Regions from separate parts of the Mus musculus genome. Here regions 2, 3, 4, 5, 6 and 7 are each linked to region 1. Evidence: chromatin loops called from intact Hi-C (ENCODE). Cell type or tissue: heart. All regions are shown on one strand. Each heading gives the region's core, and the rest is flanking DNA. Links, peaks and the distances in the headings are about the cores only.

Region 1 (4,376 bases), core at 167-4,166:
GTTGAATAAATTACAATGGGTAAATTAGGAAGAATGCAGCAAAAAGCCCACCGGAGGCCAAGCAGCTTCTTTGCATGAATCCAAGGAGAAACGGTGACTTTGTAGCATGGTTTCCAGTCTCGAAAGTACATTTATCACCTGGAATTTAAAAATATACGGCTCTCCAGAGCCCCCTTCACTTGGATGCAGCCTAGGCATCTCAATTTTCCCACGTTCTCTTGGGGGAGGCAGCCAAACTTGAAGTTGTTGTCCTAAAGGCAAAGGGTATACAGCACAGAGAACAGAGTGATATTTAGAGGGCATAATAAATGGGACTCAGTGAAAGGGACCAAAGACAGGGTGTCTGTGAGAACCCTGGACTTCTGGCTTGGCTCTGCTTGGATGAGAGAAGTAAGGGTTGTTTTAGATAAGCCCCTGTCTATCTCAGACAGACTTGAGCTATAGGTTTGTCTTAAGGTTCTGATGCTGCCACAAAACACCATGACCAAGAAGCAACTTGGGGAAGGTTTATTTGGCTTACACTTTCATATCACTGTTCATCACCGAAAGAAGTTAGGACAGGAACTCAAATATGGCAGGAACCTGGTGGCAGGAGCTGTTGCAGAGGCTGTGGAGGGGTGCTGTTTACTGGTTTACTCCTCATAGCTTGCTCATCCTGCTTTCTTATAGACCCCAGGACCAACAGCCCAGGGATGAAACTATTCACAGTGGGCTGTCTCTCCATCAATCACTAATTAAAATGTCCTACGGCTTCCTACAGCCCAGTCTCATGGAGGTGTTTTCTTCATTGACGATCCCTTCTCTCAAACGACTTTAGCTTGTCTCATGTTAAGATAAAACTATCTAATACAAGATGCCTCCATAGATTCAAGTGGAGATGTCCTTCAGGTATATCTCTCTCAGGATATGCATATTGGACTAGTAAGTAACAGCAGACCCTTCCAATTTCTAGGAAGACAGAAATTTAATTTCTCAGAACTATGATGACTATAGAGAGTACAGGACCACTGTTATTCTGCACAATTCTTTACTCAAAACCCTTACCAGTCATTACTCCATTTGTACTGCAAAGCTACTCTTGCACTATCCGTAGGCTTAAAGTGTCCTGTAGATTATTGGGCATCGAATGCAGCCTTTTGATAGCATTTTAAGGTATACACATAATGGCTCTCAACTTCCAATAAATGGAAATCATATCCATACTTACTCCCTTTAAGATGTATGGTCAAAGACATTTAGCCCTAGATCGCCTAGCCTGTTTCTAACTGGGAAAAATTTACTGTGTTACCAAAGAGGCCAAGTGGGGTTTGAAAAAATATGGCTCCTTGGTGAGTTTCTAGTTTAGACACACTGAAATAAGGATCGAGTGATATATTTAGATTAAGTAACAGATGGTGGATGGACATTTTGGCATCCATCACATCCATTTCTCAGGATTCTAAGGAAATGATCTAAGTCCCCAAGAGAAATAAACGGAGAGGATGGGATCAGGACAGGAAAGGGATCTGTTTATTTAACTAACTCTATACCAAGTCTTATGTAGGTGAAAAATTCAAAGGGTGTCCGACTGGATCAAAAGCTGGAGGGGAATGGAAGACACAGGCTGGGCCAAAGTAACTCCTACTGTATCAGACATTGATAAGACCTGAGATATTTCTTTGGGGACGACTCGGCTCTGCTCTCCCGAGGGTTGCCAATCAAGCAGGTGAACAAAGGATTGAAAAGCTAAGTCAGGGTCCTGTCGCTCAGGAAGCGCTCCACTTGGAACGCGGCTCCCGCCGTCCCTTCCTATCACCTCACGGAGACGGGGTCGGGGTTACAAGAAGGGCGTCTCCCGCCCCACTGCCCGGCGCGTTCCGAGTAAGTCGCCGCCCGCGGGAGGGCCGGCGGCGAGAGCGCGCAGTGCGAGGCGAACGTGCTGGAGCCAAGGAACCACCGCGTCCCAGAGATAACCGCGGCTGGTCGACGTGGGGCGGGGCGGGGCTTGACGCCAAGACGCAAGGCGCGCTGGGCGGGGCTATGCCGGGTGGGGCAGGAGGGAGTGGAGGGGGCGGGGCCTGGGGGCGAGGGCGGGGGAGAATGGCAGTTGCTGTGTTGGTTCCCGGCTGCGACGGTCCGACTGGAGTCACAGAGGGGAGTTCGGGAAAGCGGCCGCCCGCAACCGTTCCACCGGCAGCTCTCGCCCTAGCTGAGAAGGTTCCGCGGCGGTGCTGAAAAGTCGTCCTCCGTTCTGCCTCCGCTTTCTGCCTCCGCGGGATGGGCCTGCTCGCCAGCCGCCCCGCGCCGCCGCCGCCCTGAGGAGCTGAGGTACGGCAGGCGCCGGAGCCGCGGGAGCCGGGCGGCTCCCCTACGGATGGGGATTCAAGGCGCCGCTCAGGCCTCGGTCTGGGGCCGGGAGACCGTTGCGGCCGTCTCCGGGGTGCGGGCCGGGGCGTGGGGGGCCGGGCCTGTGGCCCCGTCGGTGTTGTGACTGTCCACGGCGCTGCCCCGAGCGTTCCGGGGCGGCGGAGCGGACGAGACCCGAGGGCGGCCGCCGTGGGGAGGCGGCGGGGGCGGAGCGCATTCCTGACGGGTGAAATCGCCTCTAACGGGACGCTTTCCGGGCCTCGCCGCACACTGGGCGCCGCGGACTTCGCCCCCGAAGCCTGCCGCCTGGGGCCCGGGAGGGCGGCGGGGAGATGACCGCCTCCTTCGGGAGCGGAGATCGCGCACACAAGCAGGCACCGGCGCGGAAAGCCGTATAGCCTGGGGATGAACGGGGGTCTTCCGGACTCCACGTCTGGGGTTTTCCCTGCCCTCACCCCGAGTGAGGCCACCACTTTGAATTGCCAGTTTTTCCTTCGGTCTGGGATTCCGCTCTACTGTCGCTCTCTTCTCTTTTTCCATTTCCACTAATGGGAAGAAGTGGTTTAGGTTCGTTAATCCTGAGACAAGGGCAGCAAATAAAAGAGGGAAGAGAATGGTGAAGGCTATATATGGGAAAAAGAAAGGTTTAATTTTTGCTTGTTGGCGCCCTTGGAGATAGAAATACACGACTGGTGCTTTACTTTGTGTAGGGTTGAGAATGTCGCAAAATGTTGGTAATGATAGGACGGCCTTTAAATGCAGCTGCAATTTTCAAACCTAGGGTTGGCTATAAAGGCTGGTGTAAAATGATAGCAAACGGGAGGTATGAAAGCGGGCCTTTCCGTGGTTGGTGCCTTCAAAATATTTTGATCTTCCTCATTCTACTTTGTGTATGTTTGTGTATACGCACGCGTACCTGGCAGTCTTTGATTATTTAATATTTTAACCAGAATTTCTTGACCCTTTTCATTGTATGTAGTGTGACGAGATACTTGTCTTTTTTTCCCTTTCCGGTTTTGCTATAAACCGGTCTCTTTGCACATCCTAGTGCTTCTGTTTGTAATTCAAGTCATTTCCATATTTGCTTGCTTAAGCTTCTTTAACACAGAGCTGTCTGTATTGAATTAAAATGTAAATATTTAGAAAATGGCTATGTCCTTACTTTCAAATGTTCTTTACTTGGTACATACAATTTCATGGACAAAGAATTGGTATTAAGTCTTGGGACTTACTAAACCAAATTATGCAAAACAAAAGCAAGATATATATATATATATATATATATATATATATATATATATATATTATACAGTGTAAGCTTAAATTTCATGTGACCATGGAAAGATTTTAATGTCATTGCAAGGTGTCTTTCTGAAGAAGAATGCATATGGCAGCTAGCCTGAGTGTATTTTTTTATTATATCATCGATTCTCATTCTAGAACCCCAGTAAGGTTAATTTTTTTAATTGCAGAATTATTTTAGAAGTTGAAACAAACCTATTCATTACTAAAATAGCTGCATGAAATACCTCATCTTGGAGATGCCTTGGTTGAACATTAGAATTAATATAAAGAATTGTTCATTGTACTGTTGCCTAGCAAATGTTAGAATTTCATTTTGAATATTTGTGGCAATGTGTTGGATTTTTGGTGCCTTTTTTAATCTGGCAAAATGACAGTGCCATATTATCTTCTACTTAAGTGTTTTTGAAGATACTTCAGCACCAAGTAGAAAGTAAATGGACTTGACTTGCCATGAACACAGCGTCCAAGCAATGTTTTTGCAGTTGTGAGTATAATGTACTCAGGAGTAATTCCCCCCCCCCCCCTTTTTGAGAAAGGGTTTCACTACATAACCTGGTAGTTGGCTTAGAACTTGCTATATATACAAAGCTGGCCTTAAACTCACTGAGTTCTTGCCCCTGATAGGATTAAAGACCTGTACTCCTTGCCTAGCTTGGAGACACCACTGTACTTTAATGAGTTATAGATGTATGCATAATTTTAGGCAGACATTTGTGTGTGTGTGT
Region 2 (4,376 bases), core at 175-4,174, 510 kb before region 1:
GAAATGTCTAGTGTTGGGCTAACACGTTCATCTCTGAACTTTAGACCTACCACTTTTAACTGTTTCACTTCGTTTTCACTGGGTTTTGAACACCAGGGACAGCTACCACCCTTATTGTTCCCAAAATGTAATTACAGTAAACTACATGGAGAAAACACACATGCATTCCTCAGCCACAGATGGTAGTACTTTTATTGCTGATATTTTACTACTGTGCCTATCAAAGTATAGCGGAGACATCAACTGCATGAAGTAAGACCCAAGTAAAGAAGACAGGAAGACAATTGGGCAGCTAATCAAACTCACCAGTAACTTCCCCATACTTCAGGCCTATAGGCTCTGGGTTTTGGCTTTGCTACATATTATTCTTTAGAATTCTTCTCAGTTGACCTTCCATGGCAAATCTAATTCTGGCCCCCTTGCAGCCTTATTATGCCTTTATTAGGCAAACATGTTGATTGGAGTTTGTAAAAACTAAAAGCACCTTTTGGTTTATTAAAACACAAAGAAACCTTGCTAGTTAATGCACAAGGCAAAAGCCCAAACTATTTTCCAAAACAAGTCTGCAATTTATGCAGAGAAATCTCTTAACTTTCCCTGAGGTGTATATTCCATATAGACGTGTATTACAGACATTAACAGACATTTCCATTTTACAAAAGATTTAACCTAGTATCTTCTGTCAAATTTCTAGCACCTACTACAAAACTGCAAACATAAAAGCTTTTGAAATAGTCATTTTAAGTGAGTCACTCCCTGAAAGAATTTACATTACAGCCAAAGTAAGTTGACTTCAGTATCTTGGAGATAAAACCTGAATTAATTTGCTCATCTGCTTAGCATGTTATCTGTTGCTGTGGAAACCGGTGTGTGTGTTGGGAGGGGGGAGGGCGGTTGGCGAGGGGAGCGACACTGAACTGGTCACAGGCAAATCTCTACCTAGCTGTCATTTCAGGCAAATTATAATTTGTACAACAAACTTGTGATTCAAACAATGTAACCAACATTCTGATGAAAGACAGTGGTAGGGAAAGAATGCTTGTCATGAAGTCTTCCAGGGGGCTCTGGGGCTGAATTCCTGAGGTTCTTTTTCCAGTTGTGCTTAGTGTAGGCCCCAGAAGGGGCTCAGTGAAAATATTTTAGCTCAGAGGCGCACATTTAAAGAGAGCAAGGACAGATTCTTCATAGAGACTGCATCTCCTTTCAACTTCCGTCTCCTGGGTGGAGACCTTGCGGGTTCAGGCACCTGCAATTTCCGCCCTTTTCCTCCCCCCCCCCCCTTTCCGGGCGGAGGAGCCTCGCTCCTCCTCCAGCTAGAGCCCTAGGAACGGCCACGCTCCCTAACCTTGCTTCCAGGACCTAAAAGGGTCGGTCACTCTCTTACAATGCGCTAATTAGGAACAATGTGTCTCCCAATGAAAGCTCTACAGAGGGTAAAGTGCAGCCCACGACAACAGTTCGGTGTGTTCTAGCCTGTTTCCCCGCCTCGCCCCACGTCAGGCTTCTACGATCACGTCCAACCCGCTAGCCCAACCCTTTCCCCGCTCCTCCCAGCGACCACCCATTGTCCCCGCGGCTGTCACGGTGTGGACGCCGAGCTCGCGACTGGAAAGGCAGGGCGTCATTCAGCCTCGCGCTTTTCCCAGCCTTAAAAGGTCTAAGGCCGCTTCCTGCAGCCAGAAGGTAAAGCGGGCCGCCCGAGGGAGCAGCCGCGCCCGGGCCTCCCTGCCCCGGCGTTGGCGGAGCCGCTGCCCTACTCTCGGCTTCTGATCACAATGCCCTGGCAGTAGAGCTGCCTTCACCCTGCCCCGCAACCCGCCCACCGCCATTACCGGCGCAGAGAGAGGGCGGCCGAGCGGGAAGGGGGTGGGGGGGAACGCGAAGGTCCCGGATGTGCCCGCCAGTGAGGTGGGGGCGGGGAGAGGCTTCCTTCCGCGGGCCGCAGGGGCGGGGAGGGAGGGCAGCTCGCGGGGGCGGCGGGGAGCGAACCGAGCACGCGGGTGAAGGCAGGGTCGGGAGCGGAGCGGAGCGCGAGTACGCGCTCTCCTCCGCTCGCCCTCGGGCACGGGCGGGCCGGCCGGGCGCGCGCAGGGGAGCGGCGGTTGCGCCGGGCCGGAGAACTGTGGGCACCAATCAACGGTTGCCATAGCAGCGTTTGACGTCATCGTGCGTGTGGTGCCCCTGCTGCCGGGGCTAGTGATTGGAGGAAACCCCGTGTCTGCGGAGCGGCTGTAGCCTGTGAGCAGCCAGATCAGGGACAGAGTCTCAGCCTCGCCGCCACCGCTGCTGCCGCCGCCGCCCAGAGACCGCCGAGCCGCGTCCGTGTGCCGCCACCCACTCCGGACACAGGTGAGGAGCCGCCCGAGTCGGCCTCCGGTCCCTTCAGCCCGCCGCCGCGCTGCGGCCCGAGAGGGGTCTTCTCAGGAGGACCCGGGCGGCGGCTCGGCTCTGCCGGGCCCGGGCAGGCGCCCACCGCCGCCCCCGGCCGCTTGCTTCTGGCCTGCCGGGCTGCTCATCGCCCCGTTCTGGTCCCCGGGGTGGGGGTGGCGGATGAGGCGCCCACGCGCGAGACCCAGGGGCTCCCGCTCCCGAGGGCGACCGCGATCCGCCCCCGCCGGCACCCTGCTTCCGCCCGCGACTGTGACTCGGCCGTGGCGCAGGTGAGGCCGCCCCCACCCGGGGCGCCCCCGCCACCCCCTCCCCCACGGCGGGGGGCAGCCAGGTAGCACGCGGGGCTCTGGGGTGGGGCCCGCCAGGGACCCTGGGCTGGGCTCGCTGGGGCCCGCAATGCCAGAAAGGACTCTCGGGACGCGCGGTGGGGGAGGGGCGCGGCCAGAGCTAGGCGTGGGGGTACCGGGGCACGGGGTCCCCAGCGTCCTGGGCTGGTGGGAGGTTCGCATCTTTCCAGGAGCTGCGGCCCCAGGATGGGGGCTGCGCCTGTCTGGGTGGGGCCCTGCCCCTCCCCCTACCGCAGCTGTCGGGACATCGGGGCTTGGGTCGGACACCGGCGGAGGGGACCCTGGGCGGGAGCGGGGTGTGTCCGGCGCGGGCCGGCCGCGGTTCCGCTTCTGCGGGCGCGGATGGCATCGGGCCCCCGGGGAGGGTGATCTGCTCCCCCTCCACCACCACCCTCCGACTGGGGCGGGTGCACGGACTGCTCCTCCCTCTGCCCGGGTGGGGGGGCGATTCACAGTCGGAGTAGGTTGGGCTCCTTGACACAGTTCCGCCATGACAAAGAGAGTCGGGGACTAGCGCGGAGGCACCAGCCTGGGCGGAGCCAAGGAGGGGAGGTGGCTGCGGATGGCGCGGACGCAAGGACTAGCGCTTTAAAGTCACCGCTGCGCGGTTTCGGTTCGCCCCACCCTCCGGCCTCAGGCAGCCAAGGGTTAAGTGGGTGCGGCGAGTATTCCCGCAGTCTGAAGGCGAGGCCCAGGAGCGCTCGTTTTCCTGTGAGAAACCTAATCCACTTCCCCTTATCCGGGAGGTTGGCGGGGGAACGTTTGTACTGACTTAGGCTTACATCATTTTTGGAAGCAACATTTACCAGTGACCGTTTCTAATGTTAGATTTCGAGACCCCGGGGGAAGTATGGGTTCACAAATTTTAAATAGTTAATGCACGGAAGGTACTGTGTCTCGAATTTAAGCTAGCCCTATCCGTGTTTCTGTTCTGGACACTGCTCATTTGGCTACCAAAAAGAGGTCCTTTCTGGAAAGGTAAAGGAAAGAATTTCCATGGTGGGCGGCAGTGACTCTTTATTCCTACACTTAGTGCATTCAGGTTGTGACTTTTCATTAAAGTGTATTTTGTGGGATCACTATATGATTTAGAATTTTGCTCTTGGAATTGTTGAAGAAATGAGAAGTAAATTGGAATCTAGGGAACTTTAAAATTGAGCGAAAGAAAACTGGGGAAATATGAGGAAGACCAGCTTGAGGAGTTGTGACTGCTAGAAATCCTGCCGTGACTCCAGACTGCAGCAGGCAGCAGACATCGGAAGCGCTTGGCTCCCTCCATGTGCTGTGGACGCCCTAGTGCTCACTCAGAGTAGGAAGTGAGTGTGCCTGTGTGCTAGGCGAGAGTTCATAGGACGCTGTTTAGACACAGATTGGTCTTGGGCTTAGTGATTCCTGGTGGTATTGTGTTTAAGATAGTTTAAGCAGCAATTAGGCAGTTTTCTTCAGATAATTTTATACCATGATCAGCTGGCAAATGTTACAAGTGTAGTAGATCAGGGTGGGAGGGTGCTAAATAAAATAAAACTTAGTGGCTCTTTGATAAGAGTATATACATTAAAAAGCTAGAATATAATTACACTGACATGACTCACGATTCTGGAAGTATGCTTATAGGCATTGTAGGTCCCGGTCCCTAAA
Region 3 (4,376 bases), core at 183-4,182, 210 kb before region 1:
ATGCTGTTTTAACAGCTGTTGGGAAGGAAAGCTGGCCGCTTGCAGTTATGTGTTAGGTCCAACCGAGGCCTCCGGGGTAGCATACCAACTTTGTAAGAGTGGCTGGGTTTTAAGGGTCTATAAAGGTCACTTGGTGTAATACTATGATGTGTGTAGCCTCATGGCAGTCAGACAGCCCAGAGATGTCTACTAGACCGTCTTCGCGGCTGTGTGAAGGAAGAAGTCGCTCCCCGTGTTGTTCAGATAGAGGCTTTGCCTGAAGGATGCAGCACCTGCCAGCCACTGCATAATTCTATTTTCACGTACAAGGCAAGGCTGTCTCTAAAACTAAACCACGCTGATGCCTCACAAGGTGTCACTGTTGGATATGAGAAATGCTGTTAAATCAGCCGTTGTCTATCAGCGAGGGGCAGAACATAGAAGGCTCCACCTCCCAGGCCTTTAATGTCCAGGCAGTTCAGTATAGATCATAAACTGAAAAGGACCCCATGTAGTGAGAGTTTCAGACACTGCAGACTTACATAGCAAAGAATCTAGAAAACAAAAGTATTAACCTATCTAAACTAGCAATGATTACTTTTATGGAGATTTATTTAGATTGATTTAAATCTATTATCTTTTCTAAAAAAGTTGAGTTGTGACTAAACTCTAGTCAATAAAGCAATAAATAATCTAAATATTGCCAGAATACAGCAGACGCCCCTGTCTTAGTGATTTTAGTTTCTTGTTATCTCAGACAGTGAGAAATGCTTAGGCACAGCAAGGCCAGGAATTCAGTCACGTCCTGTCCACTAGAGGACATTGTCAAAGACTTTGTTATTGTTGTTCCACAAAACCTTACTTGTATTCAGTGACGACAGGATTGCTTTCAGAACGCTGTGCCGGCTGCTTCCTGTGGAGCAGTGACCCTGCAGAGCTGGATTGTTCTTGGGATGAGGGAGTCCATTTGGAATGTGAACACGTGTGTCTATCCCCTGGCCTGAGGTCTGTGGTGTGTGTCCACTTGGGTTATGAGCAGTCGCCGCTCCCTGGGAGATCTAGGAGTGCGCACGGGCATGGGTGGTTGCTTTCTAACTGGAAGCCACTGGACTCCTTTACAGGGATAAGAACAACCAAGAGCACGGAGACTCCAGGTTGGGCTCCCTCTCCCACACACTACTTCCCTCTGCTGCTTTCTGTGATGTTAGGCAGCGTATGCACTGAGATCTCACAGTCCTCCCCGCAGCCCTCCCCTCGGCCCTCCCCAAAGTCCTCCCCACAGCCCTCCCTGCCTTGTGCACTGAGATCTCATGGCCCCCTTCCCCAACATGCCAGTTTTGTATACATTTTGCTCCGGCATCTTAGCTTTAATACCTGCTTCTAATTGCTCCTCCATAGGTGTGATGTCACCAGTGCATTTGAACCAGGATTGTCGCACTTATTCATGCTTTCCCAGTGACTTTCAAAATGAAAATCAAATCCATACTGTATGAACTTGATTCTTGATTCTGGATAGGGAAAGAAATGTAAGGCTTCCAGCACAGCCCAGACGAAAGCACGTCACTTCCCATTAGTTTCCGGCCATGAAGAATTTGATCCTAGAACTTGTGTACTTTGATCCAAGACTGTGAATCTAGAATTTGGGATGTAAATGGAAAATCATGTTCCATAGAACTTACCATCAAGTCGGCAGCTCTCAAGCTTCTACCCAAACCTCCTTGCTTGTTGTTTAGGTTTCGGTCACAGCTGAGGCCTGAAGGACAGCTAGGGTAGGGTGAGTGATGGCATCAGTGCTGCACGCAGGGCAAGAGTTCTGAGACTGCACCACCCCTCACACCTGACCGCATACTTCTATGGCAGTGCCCACAAGTCTGCCTGTGTGCCTGTCTGTGGGCAGGCCTCATGCACACTGCCCTTACAAACCAGGGCCTCCGTGACAGCCAGTGTGCTTTCTGGGGCTTGGCTGCCCCCATTGTAGGCTACTCCAGATGTTGTGTTTTTACTCTGCCAGTTCTTGGAAGGTTTTTCTCCCCACTAGATGTCACCCCATTGCTAGAAGCTACTCTGTTACCCAGGGATGGACATGCCTTTCAAGTTTGCTTCCCGCACAGCAGGGTACTGTAGTGCCTGGGACTGTAATAACTGCAGCCTGAGGACTAAGTCACACAGCTGAGAAGGATCCAAACTGGTTTCACTCCCAGGCAGCGCAGCACCACACACATCTGGATTGGGTGGCCAAACTTTGTCAGCTCCCAGCAACAAGAAAACTGGCTCTACAGTCCTAAGAGTTGCTCCTCGCATGGGTCAGACTTCAGATCTCTCCCTCCTGCTTCTCTTGGATTTGGACTTTAAGTACAACCAGCTCAAATGACGGATTTCAGGCACAGTGAATGTTTAGTGATTGATGCTGCGCTTCTGTGACCCAGGCTGCTGCCCAGCACCCTGCTTCAACAGTTCTTCATAGGAATTGAGCCGGGTACACTGCTGCACCAAATGGGCCCAAGGGAAGTCTGAGGGTGGGTGACAAGCGATTTAAGAACAAGGCCTGGCAAGTGCAGGGGCTGCTGCAGAGACAAGAGCCAGACCGTTTGTCTGGCAGAGCTATATGCTCCGGGTCTTTGCGAACCTTTCCCCCACTTATGAACAGCATTTTCTTTCTAAGAGTTATTTGTGGAGCTAGGGTAGCTCAGTGGTTGACCTTGCTTTTGCAAAGCCCTGGGCTCCAATTTCATGACCCTGCAAAAATCAATCAGCTAAAGTTAGAGGTTAGCTTCCACTTACTCTGTGGCCAATATGCATTGAGAATCCAGAGGCTGAGGGTGACTTCCAGAGCCCGGCTTCTCCCTGAAGATGACACATGGAGGACTCTTTCCTGCCTGCACTTTGTCAGTAGTCACAGCTCCATGTCACAGTCACGCCCCTGTACTCTCCTTCTCACTCCCGAGTTGAGTGCCTGGCCGTCACTTGGGTGGCCTGGCCAGTGGCTGCTTCACCTCAGGTGTTCTGGGGAATGTGCACAGGCCCCCTGGCCGTGTGTGTCACGGAACAGTGCGCTCTTTATCACACTGCACCTTGTTATAGGTGACATTCCTTGATTGCTTGTCTCTAGTCTTTTCTGTATAACCCTGCACATTTCTGCCAGGTCTCTGTCTGAAAGACCAGGAAGACCACCCATCTCCTTGGCCTGAAGTCTAAAGGGACTCTTCCAGAAATTCATGGAGAGTGAAACTTAGCTTGAAGTTGTTAGGGTTACATAACATTCAGTAAAAACCCCAAGTATATGCCTGCTCCATTGGGCCCAGCACTGGAGGGACAGAAGGAACAGGTCCTCAGTGTGTACGGGCTGATGCCTGCCTCAGAGCCAAGAGGAGGTAGACACAGTGCTCTGGAGCCAGGCAGCCTGGGCTGCAGAGCCGAATAGAGAGGCTGAGAACCTGCCAGGCTCGGTGCCTCTGGGCTCTGCACTCCCGGACCCTCGGGAAGGGGCTTAGATACAGTCAGTTGGCCTAGTACCCAGTTCCATTAGTGTTCCAGGCAGATTTCACCTGAGAAACTGTGCAAGCTGAGCCTGTGAATTAGAGCCTTCTCCACAGGGGCTGGCAAGATGGCGCAGAAGATAAAGCTGCTTGCAGCCCAGTTGGATGGCCTGAGTTTGATGCCTGGGACCCACATGGTAGAAGGAGAGAACCAATTTCCACAAGCTGTTCTCTGGCCCTCTCACATGTACAGTGGCATGCACACATGGTGTGCACAGACATACACATGATAGAAAAATAAATGAATTGTTTTTAAAGAGCCTTCTCTGTAAACACCCGGTCTCTGCGTTGCTGTCTCTCTTCAGAGTTCCTTTTGAGAGACTTGACTTTCTTCTCAGCTGAAGTGAAGGGCAGGAGAGAGCTGGTGAAGCAGGGTGGGCTGTGGCTAAGGCAGCACACCGTGGCTAAGGCAGCACAGGGCTAGCTTTTCAGTGCGAGCTCTCTGGAACACTAATGGGACTTGGTACTAGAGCTGCCTACTATGTGCCTAGCCTCCAGGGAATTCAGATCACAGAACCCAGGTGGAGTGGGGGCTTTGGTGCTGTGAATTGTACCCTGGGCACAGCTGCTGCCTTGGCCTGTGTCTGTCTTCCTCATCTCAGTTCTTAGACACTGGGAGTTTCGAAAAACCGAGTACTGAGGTGACCATAAGACAGCAGAAGAGGTTAATTCTGTAGAAGTCTGTTGATTTAATGACATTTAAAAATCAGTGTGTTGGTTCCTTTAACTTTTAAAACGAAGTCTTAAGTCCTGCACCTCAGATAGAGTGTTCTGCAGGGTAGATTGCGTTGGCTCGTGGGCTTTCCCCACGGGTACTTTTGTTAGCTCTATAGAGCATCTCTCGTAAGAAGGAAGAGTCTG
Region 4 (4,376 bases), core at 140-4,139, 92 kb before region 1:
AATTTTCTCAGTTATCAAAATTAACTTTTCTGCTATCTGTTCAAATTAGGATCTGCCCAGTTCATTCACTGTGTTTGGCTCTTAGGTATCCTCCGAGGTCTCTGAGTCTGTTCTACCCTGGAGCTGACCTCTCTGCGTCTCCTCAGCAGTGACCTGGGGAAGCAGCACAGTTTCTCTTGGTTGCCCAAACCCAGCTTTCACCTGCCTTTCCTGCAAGGCCTTTAACTGTGCCTCCCGTATCCTCATCTTCTTTCGAGATCAGAGATTATTTGGCTTGGCTGTGGTTCCGGCTCAACTGTTTCTTGGCATACTCCACTCATGGGTCTGTTTCCTTGTGTGGGTTTTAACCATCTCTGTGGGGGGTGCATTGTTAACACTGTTAAAATGTCTGAAGCTGACTGGCTGATCTCACCACTGCAAACTATTACCTGTTGATAACCACTAGTCCCCTCCCAATAAAAACTGTAACACGATTATTTCCTGCAACACGATTATTTTCTGATTCTGAAGTTTCCACTAAAATTCACCCGACTCTGAATGTTGATCTATAGAAGAACATGCCTCAATCCACCTGGCTTTCAGTTATGCTGAAACCTGGTTCACGGTAAAAGGGATGACAGATTCTGCCTATTTTTAACATGGCCTTCTACCACTGTTAACTGAGTTACATTTAGAACACATTTGAGCAAATAGATTTTTTTTCATATTTTCTTGTTTGTTCATTGAGACATGGTCTCTCAACAGAGCCCTTGCTGTCTTGGAACTCACTATGTAGACCAACCTGGCCTCAAACTCACCTGCCTCTGCCTTCTGGGTGCTGGGATCAAAGGTGTGGCATGAGCAACCACTCCACTCCAAAACAAAATCTTTTTTAAACAGTTCCAAGGATGAGACTCGGGTTGTTAGTTAGGCTTAGTGCCAAATCTTTGCATTGAGCCATTGTAACAGCCTGGAAGCCAATTTGGTAGGACATCTATAATGAATATTTGAAAAAAAAATCAGATTATCTGATACCAAAACATCTTTGGTATCCTCTTAATCTGAAGATTAGCATCTTTGAAGGTCTGAAGATGCAGAGGGAAAAGAGGAGAGGGGAGGGAGAAAGGAGAGGAAGGAGGGAGAGAGAGGAGAGGGATCAATGAGGAAGAAAAGGTGGTGAGAGGAGGGGAAGACAGGAAAAGAGAGTTGGGAGGAAAGGAGAGAAGAGAGGGAGGCAGGAGAAGGAAGAGGGGAGGGGCAAGACAGTATGGGGGAGGAGGGGGAATGGGAGGGAGAGAAGAGGAGGAGGAGTCAGGAGAGGGGGAGTTCAGCCTTGGCTTCAGAGGTAGTCCCCAAATGGGAACCAGCAGCACCCTGCTTGAAGTTATTTGACCCCTCCAGAGACCACCTAGGAAGGCACTCTGAGTCCCACAAAGTCAGAGTTCTTCCAGAACAATTGGCTGCACGCTGCTCCATCCTCTGAGTCAGGAATCAACACAGAATCTTAGCAACAGAGCTGATGAGTGGGCGGACTTTATTCCTACTGGGTAGCTTTTATGACTTTGTCAACCTGTCTTACCCTATTTAGGAATCATCCCGGCTCCAGCTTTCCTTCTAGATAATCCGTAAACATCCACGCATGAATCAAGCCAAGTATTTGTTGCTATTCAAGCTATACGGTCCCCAGATTGTCTTCCAGCAGGTGAGTCACCACTCACACATGGGCCAGGTGCCAGCTTCGCCTGACTGGGCTGCTCTTCTGCACCTGAATTAATTAGCACCCCAAACCGCCTAAACTCTGCTGCGCGCCCACTCAGGCATGGCTGCGATCGAGAGTTCTAGAGCTGTTTTTAAAAAAGGAAAGAAAGAAAAGAGCAATATCTGGGAAATGAGCAAGACTGAAGACCGGAAGTCCTCCACGTTCAAGGCAGTTTCTTATCAGAAGTGCAGTAAAGAAATAGCAACTTACGCCATTTAGACAAACAGCCCTTCGGTCTAGAGTGCCTGTGGAATGCAAAGCAGCCTCACCGGGGAAGGGGAGTGGCTCCAGGGAGGCTGCTGCAGAGAAAAGGCTGCCAGGACTCAGAAAAGCAGCTGGGCATGGCGAGAGGGAAGGGAAAGCCACCCCGTGAATTCGAGATTACATTCTATGCTTTTGTGTCTCATGAATGCTCTTTTCCAGGAGCCCCAACCCTGGGCTCAGCCCCTGGAGGGGAGAAGGAACACTCACAGGAACACAGTTACTGCCTGCCTAGGCGGTGGATACAGAAAGCCAGTAAGAGCAATTTGGTAGCAATTTGATAGTACTCCATCCGGAGAATCCAGAATCCTTTCCTAGAGCAAGATACGCCGCCCGCCGAGGTCAACTTTACCAACCCAAATAGCCACAGGAGCCAACTTCTCTTCCTGTCCTCCAGGAGGTTCTGAACTATCAGGTCACTGTCACCCCCTGTGCTCTTCAGGGTCTCCATGAGCGTTCGAATTACTTCAATTTAGAATACAGCGTGTGTGGTTCAGCTACAGTGCTACTGAGACCCCAGACGCATTCCAACCATGTCAACTTCTGGAGATTCTGTTGCGTGCGCTGTGTGGCTGGGCGGCTCCAAGCTGCCCTTGTAGGTGGTGGGAAGAGAGAAAGAGAGGGTGTGGGAGAGAAGACTGGGAGGCGGGGCAGAACACAGCCAGCCTCACAGGCACTTTCTCCTAGGACCTTGGTCAGGGAGTAACCCAGAAGCAGCCCTTCCTGCCTCCAGGGAGGTTTAGCAGTGAGTCTTCCTTAATCCCCAGAGCCCTTTTAAGTTTGGTGGGCTTCTCCTTCCTTCCTCCAGCCAGGTAGAACACCGGGGTGCCAAGGCCTCGGGCTCCTGTGCCTGTGCTTTCACACTGCCTCTGCCTACATTAAAGAGAGCGGTGCATGGTCCCTCTCTGAAGAAGCTCTGGGGATTGAGGCATGCTGGGGCAGGGACCAGGCCTCTCCTTAGCATCCTGGGACTAGCCCATAGTGACTGTGGGGCTTTATCCCCAGAACCTGCTGTTAAACTTGCCTAGATGGGCTAACCTACTTCCCCCAAGGCCAGATGGGAGGAACAAAGCAAGACTGTGACAAAGTGTAGTTGAAGACAAAACCTCTCAAGGTTTTTTTTTTTTTCTTTTAATTTTGTTTTTGTTTTTGATCCTGCAAATATCCCCAGAATGTCTGTGCTGACAGGACTGTGAAGACTGCTGGCTCCATCACTGAAAAGAGAGCAGCCCCTGACCAGCAGAGGGTTTCCTGGAGTGAAGGGGAAGGAGAGAGCCTTCTGCAGTAGCCCCTAGCCTATCTATGCTCTCCAATTGCGCCAGAGCGCACTTTGTCTGGCACCAGTCCCTGCTCCTCCTGTCTGCCCTCTGTTTCCTGGAGACCTTGAGGAAGGGAGCCTTCATTTATGTGAGCCAAGATGTAGCAAATTCGCATCTGGGAGAAAATGACTCAGGGCTTTCATAAGATCCTGAATTTGATTTCCCTACTCACTGACACTTCATAATCCAACAAAACCTGCTGTTAGTAAAGTAGCATATTTTCCCTCCCTCCCTCCATCCCTCCCTTCCTCCCCCCCACTTCCTTTCCCCCCTCCTTCTCTTCTTTTCTGACAGGGTCCCACTATGTAGTGCTGGCTGTCCTGGAACTCACTATAGCAGTGTTCTCAACCTTCCTAATGATGTAACCCTTTAAATACAGTTCTTCATGTTGTTGTGACCCACAGCCACAAAATTATTTCATTGCTACTTCATAACTATAATTTTACTACTATTGTGAATTGTAATGCAAACATCTGTGTTTTCCAACAGTCATAGGCAACCTTTATAAAAGGGTCATTTGACCCCGCCTGGAGGAGATTACACCCCACAAGCTGAGAACCACTGTGCTATATAGTAGAATAGACTGATCTTCAACTCAAGCATTAACTCATAGAGATCCACCCACCTCTACCTCCAGAGAGCTGGTATTAAAGGTGTGCACCACCATGCCTGGACAATGAACATTTTCTTTTTTTTCTTTTTTTTAATTAGATATTTTCTTCATTTACATTTCAAATGCTATCCCCAAAGCCCCCTATACCCTCCCCCAGCCCTGCTCCCCAACCCACCCACTTCTGCTTCCTGGCCCTGGCATTCCCCTGTACTGGGGCATGTGATCTTAGCAATATCAAGGGCCTCTCCTCCCATTGATGGCCGACTAGGCCATCCTCTGCTACATATGCAGCTAGAGACACGAGCTCTTGGGGGGGAGGGGGTTACTGGTTAGTTCATACTGTTGTTCCTCCTATAGGGTTGCTGACCCCTTTAGCTCCTTGGGTAGTTTCTCTAGCTCCTTCATTAGGGAACCTGTGTTCCATCCAATAGATGACTGTGAGCAT
Region 5 (4,376 bases), core at 86-4,085, 330 kb before region 1:
TTTGCTGCCATCTTTGCATATTACAACGGTCTTATGTTCATGTCCTTGGAATGTGTGCTCAGAGGAATATTGCAGGAGTTGGTTCTTACCTCCCATCATGTTGGGCCTGGGGAATCCAACTCAGGTTAGGCAGGGCAATAAACACCTTCACTGAGTTATACTGACAGCTTTCTCAAAGGCCTCTTCCGTTTTCATTTCGTTTTATATTGCTCTTTGCCTAGGAGCTTAAGTACTAAAATGATGTTGTTTTCTTTTAAACACTAACAATGGAATTTTCACTTTCATATTTTGAAGAAAAATTTTAGAATAGATTCTAATAGTAATATCCCACCTGATAAAGTGCTGGGATTCGATATTCACTACACCTTCAGGTTTATATTTATGGTGACCAGAAAAACCATTATTAACGTCCTGAGGATAAGAACTTTGCTTCGTTATCTTTACTTTAGGGTACCCAGCACACGATGGACATTCAATGACTATACTAATGGATTGATTTTAAACTACTTTCCTAGTAGACTGAACGGTGGTGTTTTGATGAATTATTGTTTTAACTAGAGCCTTATTTGAGTAAACAGATTTAGATTACATAGCATAATGTGTCTTCCTAAAGAACAGCCTTAAGCCGGGCAGTGGTGGTGCACCCCTTTAATCCTAGCAATTGGGAGGCAGAGGCAGGCGGATTTCTGAGTTCGGGCCAGCTTGGTCTACAGAGTGAGTTCCAGGACAGCCAGAGCTCCAGAGAAATCTTGTCCCGAAAAAACAAAAAAACAAACAAACAAACAAACAAAGAACAGCCTTAAATGATACTCATGTGTTAAGCATACAACATATTTTTCAAAACTGTTATCTTCCATCAATATGGGTGGGGAGGTGAAGATGGGGGAGAGGGGACAGCATCTGTGTAAGAGTCTCCGGACTTAAATTCTAACTGAGAAGAGTTATAACTAATTTACACTAGGCAATAGGCTAGGCTAACGATCATTGAAGAGCTGAGCAGTCATTTAACTTCTGACACCATTAACGGTAAAAATAGTACTATTTGCTTCACTTCCCACACATCATTGTCAAAGGATGTTTATAGAGGACTTCAAAAACTGTAAAACCTACTAAAGTGGAGTTTTTGGGTTGATGTAATGTCATTTCTACGAGTTGATATATTTGTGCCTATCAATCATTTATATTAATCCCCAAACCCTGGCATCCAAGAGCTAGATTAGGGTGGCCCTGACCTCAGAGATCTGCAAACCCCTCCTGCCTTTCCAAAGCTGGGTTAAAGGCGTGGGCACCACGCCTGGTGAAGTGGGTTAAAAGCGTGGCCAACCACGCCTAGTTAAGCAGGCTATCCAGGTTTGTTTGGGTAAGAGTGACAGATACCGAGTAATTATGAGAAACGCATACTTTAAAGGAAAAAAAATTTTTTTTTCGAGTCCTTTTTACCACTGTAAAAAATGTAGGAAGTGGCTAAGTGATTCCAACAGAACATCTTAAGCGCCAGACTCCCAACTGCCTTTATCCCATCCCCTCCCCTCCCCCTCGTCGGGGCCGCGGACCCGTGCTGGGTCACGCCCGGGACGGTTGGGGTCCGGTTGAGGTCAGCCAGCCCGCGGCCGTTGAGAACTCCAGCTCCCGGCAGGCACCGCTTCCGCGGCCCACGCGCGTGGCGGCGCTGCCCGCTGGGACTCGTAGTGCGGTCCGGGTAGGAGAACGAGGCAGTTACCCTGCCTCCTTCCGCGCACACCTAGGAAACCCGGCCGGCAAGGCTCACGCCCGCCCACCCGTTTCCAGCGCCGCTCGGGGGTGGGGGGCTAGCGAAGCAGAACCTCAGCCGGGGCGGAGGGAAGAGGCCGCCACTAGACGCGCACGTGGGGGGCGGTTGGCGCCCAGAAACCCGGAAGCCCCGCGCGCTGCCCACCCGCTGCGCTGACGGGTTAACGCTCTTTCGGGCGGGGGCGGGGCGTGTGCGCAAGGGGCGTGACCAGCGGCCGCGCCGAGGCCGCCCACTGGCCGTCCCGCCCTTTCCTGGCTTTGCGCAGCGGGAAGTCGGCCCCTGGCTGTGGCGCCTGCGCAGAAGCCCCGCCCCGCCTCGGGCCCAACCCCCACGCCCGCAGCAGCGGCAGCCGCCGCCACCTCTCCCTTCCTCTGCGCTTTCCTCCGCCTCCTCCGGCGCCGTCGCTCGCGTAGGGCCCTGGCGTCAGACGCGCGTGGGCGGGGCGAGTGCGGCGGGGGGTATAAGTAGAGGGTGCAGGAGGCGGTGCTTCCCCTTCTCCCCGGCGGTTAGTGCTGAGAGTGCGGAGTGTGTGCTCCGGGCTCGGAACACACATTTATTATTAAAAAATCCAAAAAAAATCTAAAAAATCCTTTGAAAAAACCCAAAAAAAATTTACAAAAAAATCCGCGTCTCCCCCGCCGGAGACTTTTATTTTTTTTCTTCCTCTTTTATAAAATAACCCGGTGAAGCAGCCGAGACCGACCCGCCCGCCCGCGGCCCCGCAGCTCCAAGCAGGAACCCAGAGACCGAGGCCTTCCTGCCGCCCGGACCCAGCACCGCCAGCCTCGCTCCCCCGGTTCCACGGCCGTTGAGTACGCGTCGATTCCGGTTGAATTTTGTCCCTCTGCGCTCGCCCCCGCTCCCCTCCCCCCGGCTCCGTCCCCCGGCCCCGCACTCGCTCTCCTCCTCTCACGGGAAAGGTCGCGGCCTGCGGCCCCGCGGGCAGCCGTGCCGAGATGAACCCCAGCGCCCCCAGCTACCCCATGGCCTCTCTGTACGTGGGGGACCTGCACCCCGACGTGACCGAGGCGATGCTCTACGAGAAGTTCAGCCCGGCCGGGCCCATCCTCTCCATCCGGGTCTGCAGGGACATGATCACCCGCCGCTCCTTGGGCTACGCGTACGTGAACTTCCAGCAGCCGGCGGACGGTGAGCGGCAGGCCGGAGGGTGGCGGGCGGGCGGCCATGCGGCCGGGGCGGCGGGCCTAGCGGGGCGGGCGAGGGGGCGGGAGGGCACGGCGCCGCAGCCCCTCGCGGGCCGGCACTTCCTCCTCTGCGACCATTTTCTCGCCATCGGTCGCTCTCAAACTTTAGGGCGATGACGCGCCCGGAGGGTGGTTGAGATAGCCTTCACCGCGCTCCCGCCACAAGCTGTGGGATTCGGGGGTTTCGAGTACCCTCCTGGAGCGGCGGGTGGAGGTACCCCTCCATCCCCTGCCCTGGCCCGGCAGTCAGGCCGGGGAGGAAGTACGATTCAGTGTTGGGAAATACCACGTGTTGAACCCTGTAACCTCACAGGCCCGAGGCCTGTTCCTGCCGGTGGCTCAATCGCTGGGAGGAGCCCTAGGCTTTAGAAGAAAGTTAAATAGGGTGATGCCTGGTGGTGGTGGTCCTTAGGGTCGTAAGCTCGTTCCTAATAGCACATCTCTGACCTGTGGACCAGGAAAGGCACCTTATACCATATATAATTGCTTGGGGTTTTCCCTAGATGAAGTATTCTTTAACCATGCCGTGGAGGAGGGGATGTGGAAGACTCTAGGGCACCAGACTCCTTGGCTCATTTTCAAACAAATTAGATCTTAAGTTTAATAGAAGTCGTTATTTAATGTATACATATGTATATTTTTTCTAAAATAGCACCTGTGGTTATGAATTTTAAACATGTTGACCAGTTTTGGTCCTAAATATTAGGGTAACCTGGATCAAATTATGCTGAGTTAATAGCATCCAACTAATGAAAGCTTCTTTGATTTTTCTTTCGTAAAGTGGTTTGGAATATCCATGAATCTTGGGCAATAATTAAGAAGTAACACATTGAGTTTGTTTTAAGTTTGACAATTCACTGAAACAGAAATCTAAGAATCAGATAAGATCTATGGCCTGATATCGTTGGGTTTTTAAATCTAGATGACTCTGATTTAGAAGTCAGCTCTGGGTTTTATTTTAGTAAGGAAGACTGGAATTAAAGAGTGGTCACTAGATTAAAGGTGAGATTTGGGGTAAGCAGCATCTTAAGTGATGCTCTGGTAAGCCAGAAGTTGTAGAAGGGCACAGCAGGTGGCCTGCCCCTTGCTCTCTAAGGGGCACTTTTAGTGTCACTTCATTACAGCTTTCAACTCTGGCAGGTGACAGAATGTAAGGTACAGGAAGGTAGCTTGGGATAGAGTAACCAGAACTTCTATGAAAACAAAACTTGAAAGACTTGAAACTTAGTGGTTTTCTTTTCTTTTTTAAATCCAGACATGCCCAGGTTTTAAAGGTCCTGGGATTTGAAAAGCCGAACCTCAAATTGCCATGGTTATAGTTAACTTTATACATTTGTGTCAGTGGACCAATATTCCAACTGCTCAGAATCTTGCCTCTTCTTTCTTCCATTTATTTTGTG
Region 6 (4,376 bases), core at 88-4,087, 69 kb before region 1:
GCTAGACATGAAGAAATTCCTTGTAAAAAAAATCCACACATATGTGGGCATTTTTTTTATTTTTAAGATCCATGTCACGTGCTAAGTTTGACTCGAGGCTCACTCTCTCTGCTTCTTCAGGGGCTGGGTGTTGTTCCCTCAAAGTAGCTGCTGACCCCATCTTACTGACCAACAATGGAAAACAGCAAGGGGAGCTATTCAGGGAGAAGGTCTGTATTTACCTTTATGCTGAATCCTACAATGCTTTTTTAAAAGGGTTGTCAAGAAGTAGACTCATACCCAAGAATATCCATCGGGGCACTTCAGCACCTATCATAACGGTGAAGAATAGGCCAGGGAGGATGGCAGGAGCTGGTGGGAATGCAGAGAAGCCTCACAGGCACGGCCCAGAACATCGAGGCTTTTCTCAGAGGGCACGAACTGGCAATTTCCATCTGGGAAACTTAAATTTTATTTTTGTAAGATAAAAAGTTTAAAATGGTTTTATAATATCTTCATGTGAGTATAAACAGGGAAAAACAAATAAAAATTATTTTTGTGACATCCTCCAATAAATATACATAGGGAAATGTTGATATTTGTTTATTTATCTATTTGTGTGTGTGTGTGTGTGTGTGTGTGTGTGATAGATATGTGGGCATGTGGAGACTAGAAGAGAGTACTGGATGTCCTTCTCTGTCACTCTCCACTTACTCCTTTGAGGCAGGCCCTTCCTTCAACATGGGGTTCGTTGTTGATAAGCTGGAAGCTCCTAAGCCCCAGAGATCTCCCTGTCTCTGCCTTCCTCAGAGCTAGGTTACAGGTGTTAGCATTCTTTCTAGGCTCTGCCCCACAGTTACCTGGCAACAGCAGGTATAAATCACTATAAAAGGGGCTGTTTGCCCACTCCTCCATCTCTTTCTTACCCTCTTACTCTCTTACCCTCTCTGTCCCTCTCTCCCTATTCCTCTCCCCCCTCTCTCTTCATGTGTTCCTGACCTACCTCTCCCCACCACTTTCTGCCTTTCTCTGTCTCTACTACCTCCACAAATCCCCTTCCCATGCCTGAAATAACTCTGCCTTTACTAGACCCATCGTATGGCTGCTACTTCAGGGGTAAGGGATGCCTCAGCATGAGCCTGCAAAGGCAGCCCTTCCACCTCACCATATTTCACTCTACCCAACATACCTTGGTTCTTTCTTTTTTATAAAACAAAACAACAGATGTGCCCCAGATGCCTGGTTTGTTACCTGAATGCTTAGATGGTCTATACCTGTCTGACTTTATGTGCACTGTGTACATGCAGGTACCCCAAGATGCCAGAAGGCATGGGGTTCTCTGGAAGTGGAGTTGCTGCGGGCAGTTGTGAGCTGTTCCACGAGGGCACTGGGAATTGAACCCAGGTCCTCTGTAAGAGCAGCAAGCCCTCTTAACCACCGAGCCATCTCCTCAGATGCTCTAACAAAGCTTCTTAGCCACTGAGTTATCTCTGCAGCCCAGGGAGGAAAAATACTTTTTCAAAGCTAAATATTCACAGAATGAATTTAAGTCTGGATAACTCAGGCAACTGACAAAAACCTTTATTTAACTTAACCCTGGACTTAGTCGTCTTACACACACACACACACACACACACACACACACACACACACACACACACATACACACACCTCATTACAAATACTGCATGCTATTACTTTTCACACTGTGGGATTACTTTCACAATAAAATCTGAGAAGTTTACAGTTCTGTGATGCAAGCTGCAGCTTGCCAGCCTCCACTGTGCCATCGTCAGCCCTGCCTCTGCCCCAAGCAGATCTCTTGTTATTATAATTTGCTATTATGGCATTTTAGGAAGAAGGAAGTTTTCTCTAATGTCTAATTTTAGAAAGAAAGGCATAGATACTCAAAAGTATTGTCTTGGCAGTTCCTAAGCCCTTCCTGCTGTATCCCCTTCCGAGTTCTAACAGCCATTATGTAACAACCTCAGGATGAATGCTGGGGCTTTCCTTAGCCATTCATAAATTATAAACACAAATGCCAGCTCTCCCAGATGATGGTGGTGGAAGTGGGGTGGGGTTCGTGTGGGGGTGGGGTGGGGGTAGGCATGGGGGTGGGGTAGAGTTGGAGAGTAATGGGGATGGAAAACACAGGACAAAACCACAGTAGGAAATCAGAAGACAAGGAGGTGGCCCTTTCTGAATCCTCTGTAAACCCAGGGAAAGGAGTCCTGTTTGTTAGTATAATTATGCTGTTCTTTATCCACAAGGATTCCTCTAGTGATATTGAATTCACTATCATCCTTGATGATAGATCTCTTGCTATTAAGGTCTGCCTTTTGCCAGGTGCAAGTCTGAGACAGGGATGGGAGAGAATGAAGAAGATAAAGGAACAGAATCTCAAGTCCCACCAGGAGAGTACAAGGCATATGATATCCTGACCTTGGCCATTTGACCTATCCAGATACATGGGACACAAACCAACAGGATATCCTTCTGCCACTACTACTGTGGCAAACCTAGGTGACGTGTGATTTACAGATTGTGTGGAGAAGACACGTTCCCTTTTCTGGTTCTTCTGTTCTGCTGCCCTTGGACATCTGCTGAGGCTGTGCATAATGACTAAGATGGTGTGGAGGGGTCCGTTCACCTATGGAGACCAGAAAGCAAAAGAGAGACAGAGGACACTTTTCAAGCTTTTCGTATCATTTAAATAAATGTTTAAAACTGTGTGTGAATCTTGTGACTGGCCATGGCCTCAGGATTGTTACGGAGCTCTGTAGAGAAATCATATTTGTGGAACTAGAGAGGTAGCAGAGTTAGAAAAGCATTTGTCATGTAAGTATGAGGACCACGTTCAATCTCCAGCACCTGTGTACAGAACAAGATGTGGTGGAGAGCACTTTCGAGCCCAGTGATGGGGAGGCAGAAACAGGAAGAGCCCTAGATCTTCCATGTCAGCGTGACCCAATCCGTGAACTACAGAACCCAGTGAGAGATCTTGTCTGAGAAAATTAACAAAACCAAAACAAGGTGGACTGTACCTGAAGAAGCCATCCATGGATGACTATGAACACACACACACACACACACACTGGCACATGCACATGTGCACATACTCACACACATAAACTCACACACACATATAAACACACATGCACAGCCACTCACATGCACACCCACTCATACAAGCACTCACACATGGACACTTGCACACATGCACATGTGTACCTGCACACTCATGCACACACACATAAACTCACATCTACACATGAACACACATGCACACATATACTCACACATGCATATATAAGTGCATACACATGTGCACACACACGTTCACACTCACACATACATATACTCAAACATGAATACAGATATGCAAACATGCTCATGCATGTATACACACATGGGTGCGCGCGCACGCACACACACACACACAAACACCTACATGCACCTATGCACACAGACACTCATTAGATATCTGAATCAGGTTTGGTTGTTCTTAGGGAAGGAGTGGAGCAGAGAAAGGACATGGTTTGGCTCCTAGAAGCATTTAACACCAGAGATTTGCTTTCTGGAAACCCAGGGTCCCGCCTTGCCCACACAGTACTCAAATGTAGGCTCTCCATCAGCTTGCCTGCAAGGTACCCAGGACCAAGACTGTAAAGATCTGTGTGTGCAAGTTTGATCCAAAAGATGTGGATGTTATAAGCACAACAGATCTGCCAATGAGCCTTTTGAGTGTGAGCATGTGTGTGCATGTCTGTGTGCACTCATGTGTGCGTGTGTATGGCCTGACTGGGGTGGACTTAAGACCAGAGACCCTTTCTGATGTTCCTTGGATGCTGTGGTGCTCAGTGTGTTCAGGCGTCTCAGAGAGGAGAAAAAGATCCTCGAAGTGAAACTCCCCTGGCACTACCTCTACCACCTAAGGTCTTATTTCCCAGACAACCAGCTGTCATCTTGTCTCTAAGTTGCTCTAACAGTTCAGGATAGACTGTGTACATCAGTTGTATTCTAAACTCTGGAGGGCAGTTAACCGACATTTGAACTGAGCCACTATATCATCTCTACCGGAATTTGTTAACTTTTGAAAAACTAATTAAGAACTCACATTTCCTTGTTTCAGGACACCTGCAGAGTGGGGAGGGGGACCTTGTGCACATAGAAAAACACTGGAGAAGCCAGGAAAGTTACACACACAGCTTACCTCTTCAGTGGACTGGAAGGCCAGGAGTGGTGGAATCAGCCTGTGGTCCTTTGCTGTCTGGTAAGACAAACTCTGCCTCTATTGCCCAGAATCAACTTATCTCAGACCCTTTTCCCTAAACCTTGAGCTTTGCTTTTAGACCATAAAACCTATTCTTATGAGTGATGTCACGTATGCTTTAAGA
Region 7 (4,376 bases), core at 266-4,265, 110 kb after region 1:
TTTTGGATACAAGATAAATAACATAAATTACTAATGTAACATATAATAATATAAAGAATAAATAAGCAAAAATATTTTTAAAAAACTCACTGAAGCAATTGATGACTTTTTTTTTCCTTTTGGTTTTTCAAGACAGGGTTTCTCTGTATAGCCCTGGCTGTCCTGGAACTCACTTTGTAGAGCAGGCTGACTTTTAAGAGTTTGTGTTGGTTAACATGAAACAGTTTGTAGGCCTCACTATTTTTCATTAAGTTATTAACTTCTTCTATACTTTAGATTGTTCATAACCAACAACAAACAATGACTACTAGTAAAAACAAAGATTTCCTGAGAAGTAAAAAAGACTTACTGAGAGCCCATAATGAATGGTACATGAAAATGCTAATCATGTTTACAAAAAAAAAAAAAAAAAAAAAAAAAAAAGGGAAGAAACACATTGGCAGTACATGCCTTTAATCCTGGTATTTGGAGGTTGGGGGTAGGAAGAGGTAGGCAGATCTCTGAGTTTGAGGCCAGAGTTTTAGGATGGTCAGTGATACCCTAAATAAATGAATAAATTGAAAATGTACTTATTAGGGTTTAAATTTCTTTACTTAGGTTTATTTTATGCATGAGTGCTTTTGCCTGCATGCATATATTGTACCATTTGGGTCCCTAGGGTCAGGGGTCTGTCTATCCAACCACCTGTGACTGTGAGCAATCATGGTTCTAGAAATGGGCCCTTGGATAAACCAGGCAATGCTGTTATCTGCTGATCCGTTTCTCTAGCCCCCATTTGGTTCTTTGAGACTGGGTCTCACTAAGTAGCTCTAGCTGGTCTGGAATACTAAACATAGACCAAGCTGGCCTTGAATTCACCGGGCCCCGCCGCCCAAGTTTTGGGAAAAATAAATCCTATTAAAATAATTAATCTGGGTGTACCTCCTGTGGAGTCTCCACTCTCTCAGCTCTCATTCTTAATAAGTCCACATGCACTCTACTTAAAAAATAGATAATCCAAAAGTTATTACTACTTTTATCGGGTCTTAGTCTTTATCAGTCCAAGTATTAGTCACTTCCTCTGCACATTTAGAACATGTGCTTGAAAGGATACATCTTTTAGTCCTTTTCTTGTACATTATTCTGTATCCACATTCTCTGCATCTGATGGGATCCCTGGACTTTATCTCATTTTCGGTGTGACACTCTGGGAAAGAAAGCACATTTATTCAATGCTTGAAAGAGAAACACTATGGGGGAAGCAAATGATAACTACAGATTTCAACTGGAGCAAACCAAAAGGCACCAAAGCATCCAAGTGCCCGATTATTGCCAAAACAGACCAAGGAGAAAGAAGGGCTGTAGGCAGTACACCTTTTCCAGATAAAAGGAAGAGATCTTAATAAGGGAGGGGGATTTTACATTAACAATCGCTAAAGTGCTCCACGTTATAATTTTACTCATGTAAGAGAGGATTTTTGGGTGGTGGTTGTTTTTTTAAGTAAAGCATTATTTAAATGAATGTCAATTTTACCTCCACAAATATATATCATTGGCTGCTGCTTTGGTGGTTGAACATCTTTCTGAGCGTCCATTGTTAGTGCCTGAAATCAGAGACAAAGACTGAGTATCAGGGTCTTCGCACAAAACATGCCTCTTTTTTTTTTTTCTCAGACGCAATACAAGGTTCTTATTTTCCGGCCTTAGAGAAAAACGCAATAGAATGTTTGCCTAGCATGCAGAGGCCCAAGGATAAATACCCAGTATTACAGATGGGGAAACAAAAAAAAAAAAAAAAAAAAAAAAAGGAAAAGTCGCAATTCTTTATCTATACCTATAGTTCCCCCAAACTGTGGTGTGGGCTGGGTCTTAAGAATAAAACACATTTTCGCCGGGCGGTGGTGGCACACGCCTTTAATCCCAGCACTTGGGAGGCAGAGGCAGACGGATTTCTGAGTTCCAGGCCAGCCTGGTCTACAAATCGAGTTCCAGGACAGCCAGGGCTACACAAAGAAACCCTGTCTCGAAACAAAACAAAACAAAACAAAACAAAACAAAACAAAACCCACAATTTCAATAATAATAAACACCAGGGGGAATGTTTATTACAGTCTTCACGATCCTAGAGTGTATTACTCTTTACACAAGAGTAATACACTAATAGGCTAAGGAGAGGTTTGTTTGCCCAATCTCACTCCTCAAAGGAATTCAGATCTGACCTAGGAGCAATAGCTCCATCAAAGCTTGTCTCGAGACTAACTCCACCGGGGATCTTTATTTACGCGCTTGGTTCTTTGAAAAGACTTTGAGAGTCTTCACTTTGTAACCTAAGCCAGGCTCAAAGTCAAGGCGCTGGTTGAAGGCGGAATTCTCCTACCTCTGCTTCCAAGCGCTCAAATGGCAGGAGTGTGCTACCTCTCCCGGCTGCCCACAAAGATTTTAAAGCCAAGTGTCTCTCCTGGTTTTGCCACAAATTTACTTCCAAAATCATCAGCCGGAGACTCCCTACCTCCACAGCTGGAAGAAGCGTCCCTTCTCTGAGCACGCAAAAGCTTTTTCCGGCGCTGCCTCGCCAACTTCCGGCGCCGATTTATGACGAAACGAAGCCCCGCCCCCTCTCCCTCGCAGTGCGGGGGGACTGGCGCTTCTGTTTCTGAGGCAGGTTACAGCGTTTTTCTCCTACCTGCTTCCTGTGGGGTTTTGTTTTGTTTTTATTTGCCCTTCTCTCTGGGGTAGCAAAACATCTCCACAGCTCGGCATTCGAAGGTTTGTGCTTGTGTAATGGCAGATACAGGAGGAACCCAAGACAGGCAATGCTGGAGTCTTAACCGACCCGATGCTTAGGCGAACACCAGCAGGCTACCCTACCAATACTTCACGATTTGACACTTCGCACATGGCGGTTTTCAAATTGTTCAATGCCCGTGTGGGTTTTTTGTTTGCTTGTTTGTTTGTTTTCAATTTCCAGTTCTCTCCTAGTTTCCTGTCACCTCTCTTTTTTATGTTGGGGAGTGGAAAGAGAGGGAAAGGGGAAGCCCAGGCTGAGACTGCTCTTAAACCCGTACAATCCTCTGTCTTCGCCGCCTCAATGCTGAGATTAATCGCGCAAATCACAACGCCTGCCATCTCCCTCCCTTTTTGAAGCCAAGGCTTTCTTACGGCAGCTCCATCAATTACTTCGACTAGTTGGTGGCTTTAGCTTTTCTCTTAGTACTCTCCTTCCTGTGTTTGACCAGTTCAGTAGAGTACAGGTGTGTGTTCTCACACATCAAAATTGGAACTCAGTAAAACACATCTGTTGGGTTCAGGACGTTTACATTCAATTATTTCACACCAGTCGTTTATTTTAATAATAGGATGGATAACCTGAAGGGATTCAAGTAAAAACAGTTGTTAACTATTAAAGAGATGGCTTCTCTCCCAGTGGGCACTCTGGTAACTTAGTAAACTACTCTCCATTCTCCATCCATCAAGAAGAACTTTGAGCTTTGTCTTTCATTTCTAGTTCAAACCTTTGATATTCACAGACCATCTTGAGAAATTCCAGTCTTCCTAGATGACAATTAAATTTGTTTTTTTAGAATTGCTGGCTTAATAAGCAGTAATTTATTACTTAAGCAGTAATAAAATGCTTGTTTAGCATGCATGAGCTCACAGTGATAATTTCTTTCAGAAGGAAATCAGAAAAACAGTACTTTCCAGCTTCTTCCTCTACATCCAGACTAACAGCATATTTTGACCAGCAGCCATGTTTCAAAGTACCCCTTCTCCTCAACAAGCAGGAAGAGGAAAACAAGTGTGCACACTAAACATCTGTACAATGACACTAGGTTAAGCCCATGGGTATTGTAAGAGGACTTCATACTGCAAGCAGATTTGAAGATTTACTGTGATTTGAGTTATGTGTGGATGCCAGTTGAGATCAGAAGAGATAGTTGGACCCCCCCTCCCAAACTGGAACTACAGACTGTTATAAGCTGTCATACCTAGATGTTGAAAACTGAACCTGTCCTCTGCAAGAACAGCAAGTGCTCTTAAATGCTGAGCTGCCTCTCAAGCTCTTGCTTTTTGTTTTTTGTTTTTTCTTTTTTTTTTTTTTCCATTTTTTATTAGGTATTTAGCTCATTTACATTTCCAATGCTATACCAAAAGACCCCCTTACCCACCCACCCCCACTCCCCTACCCACCCACTCCCCCCCTTTGGCCCTGGCGTTCCCCTGTACCGGGGCACACAAAGTCTGCGTGTCCAATGGGCCTCTCTTTCCAGTGATGGCCGACTAGGCCATCTTTTGATACATATGCAGCTAGAGTCAAGAGCTCAGGGGTACTGGTTAGTTCATAATGTTGTTCCACCTATAGGGTTGAAGATCCCTTTAGCTCCTTGGGTACTTTCTCT

The links. Hi-C counts contacts between places; a loop is a spot of excess contacts. Peaks named below come from ENCODE experiments on the same cell type or tissue, not always from the same donor. Only the 100,000 strongest peaks of a DNase experiment are listed, where the experiment ranks them.
Region 2: a loop joins it to region 1, with 3 times the contacts of the local background. A loop is called at or near these places in 2 of 42 quality-filtered maps.
Region 3: a loop joins it to region 1, with 2.9 times the contacts of the local background. A loop is called at or near these places in 21 of 42 quality-filtered maps.
Region 4: it touches region 1 in a loop (6-fold over the local background); 13 of 42 quality-filtered maps call a loop at or near these places.
Region 5: a loop joins it to region 1, with 7 times the contacts of the local background. A loop is called at or near these places in 5 of 42 quality-filtered maps.
Region 6: a loop joins it to region 1, with 1.9 times the contacts of the local background. A loop is called at or near these places in 4 of 42 quality-filtered maps.
Region 7: it touches region 1 in a loop (6-fold over the local background); 6 of 42 quality-filtered maps call a loop at or near these places.

The regions. Positions count from the first base shown.
Region 1 is chr15:36,280,843-36,285,218 of GRCm38, reverse strand. It overlaps Rnf19a (ring finger protein 19A), which reads left to right and starts at 2,072. Exons shown (of 10, transcript NM_013923.2): 1 at 2,072-2,307. In heart, for the core only: a CTCF peak has its summit at 2,648; DNase peaks (open chromatin) are centred at 1,978 and 2,538; H3K4me3 peaks cover 2,748 bases; H3K27ac peaks cover 2,239 bases.
Region 2 is chr15:36,791,452-36,795,827 of GRCm38, reverse strand. Ywhaz (tyrosine 3-monooxygenase/tryptophan 5-monooxygenase activation protein, zeta polypeptide) reads left to right here and starts at 1,290. Exons shown (of 7, transcript NM_011740.3): 1 at 1,290-1,683; 2 at 2,153-2,349. In heart, for the core only: no CTCF peak of the experiment used is centred there; DNase peaks (open chromatin) are centred at 2,157, 3,187 and 4,027; H3K4me3 peaks cover 3,514 bases; H3K27ac peaks cover 3,636 bases.
Region 3 is chr15:36,486,511-36,490,886 of GRCm38, reverse strand. The region is part of intron 2 of Ankrd46 (ankyrin repeat domain 46); the gene reads left to right. Among named protein-coding and RNA genes, the nearest start is that of Ankrd46, 8.1 kb to the left of the region's middle. In heart, for the core only: CTCF peaks have their summits at 794 (motif pointing right) and 2,016 (motif pointing right); DNase peaks (open chromatin) are centred at 926 and 1,976; H3K27ac peaks cover 610 bases.
Region 4 is chr15:36,372,648-36,377,023 of GRCm38, reverse strand. Gm34150 (a long non-coding RNA gene) reads right to left here and starts at 2,672. Exons shown (of 4, transcript XR_383935.4): 1 at 2,356-2,672; 2 at 1,559-1,823; 3 at 798-973; 4 at 1-353. In heart, for the core only: no CTCF peak of the experiment used is centred there; DNase peaks (open chromatin) are centred at 2,093 and 3,343; H3K4me3 peaks cover 1,822 bases; H3K27ac peaks cover 2,088 bases.
Region 5 is chr15:36,606,858-36,611,233 of GRCm38, reverse strand. Pabpc1 (poly(A) binding protein, cytoplasmic 1) reads left to right here and starts at 2,261. Exons shown (of 15, transcript NM_008774.3): 1 at 2,261-2,920. The coding sequence starts at 2,728. In heart, for the core only: a CTCF peak has its summit at 1,655; DNase peaks (open chromatin) are centred at 1,653, 2,113, 2,673, 3,173 and 1 weaker place; H3K4me3 peaks cover 3,133 bases; H3K27ac peaks cover 2,952 bases.
Region 6 is chr15:36,349,453-36,353,828 of GRCm38, reverse strand. Gm33936 (a long non-coding RNA gene) reads left to right here. Exons shown (of 8, transcript XR_383927.2): 4 at 121-209; 5 at 4,112-4,252. Among named protein-coding and RNA genes, the nearest start is that of Gm33936, 17 kb to the left of the region's middle. In heart, for the core only: no CTCF peak of the experiment used is centred there; a DNase peak (open chromatin) is centred at 1,968.
Region 7 is chr15:36,172,194-36,176,569 of GRCm38, reverse strand. Polr2k (polymerase (RNA) II (DNA directed) polypeptide K) reads right to left here and starts at 2,560. Exons shown (of 4, transcript NM_023127.3): 1 at 2,489-2,560; 2 at 1,514-1,583; 3 at 1,094-1,186. The coding sequence starts at 1,574. It also overlaps a transcript of Spag1 not described here. In heart, for the core only: no CTCF peak of the experiment used is centred there; a DNase peak (open chromatin) is centred at 2,569; H3K4me3 peaks cover 1,531 bases; H3K27ac peaks cover 1,047 bases; H3K27me3 peaks cover 205 bases.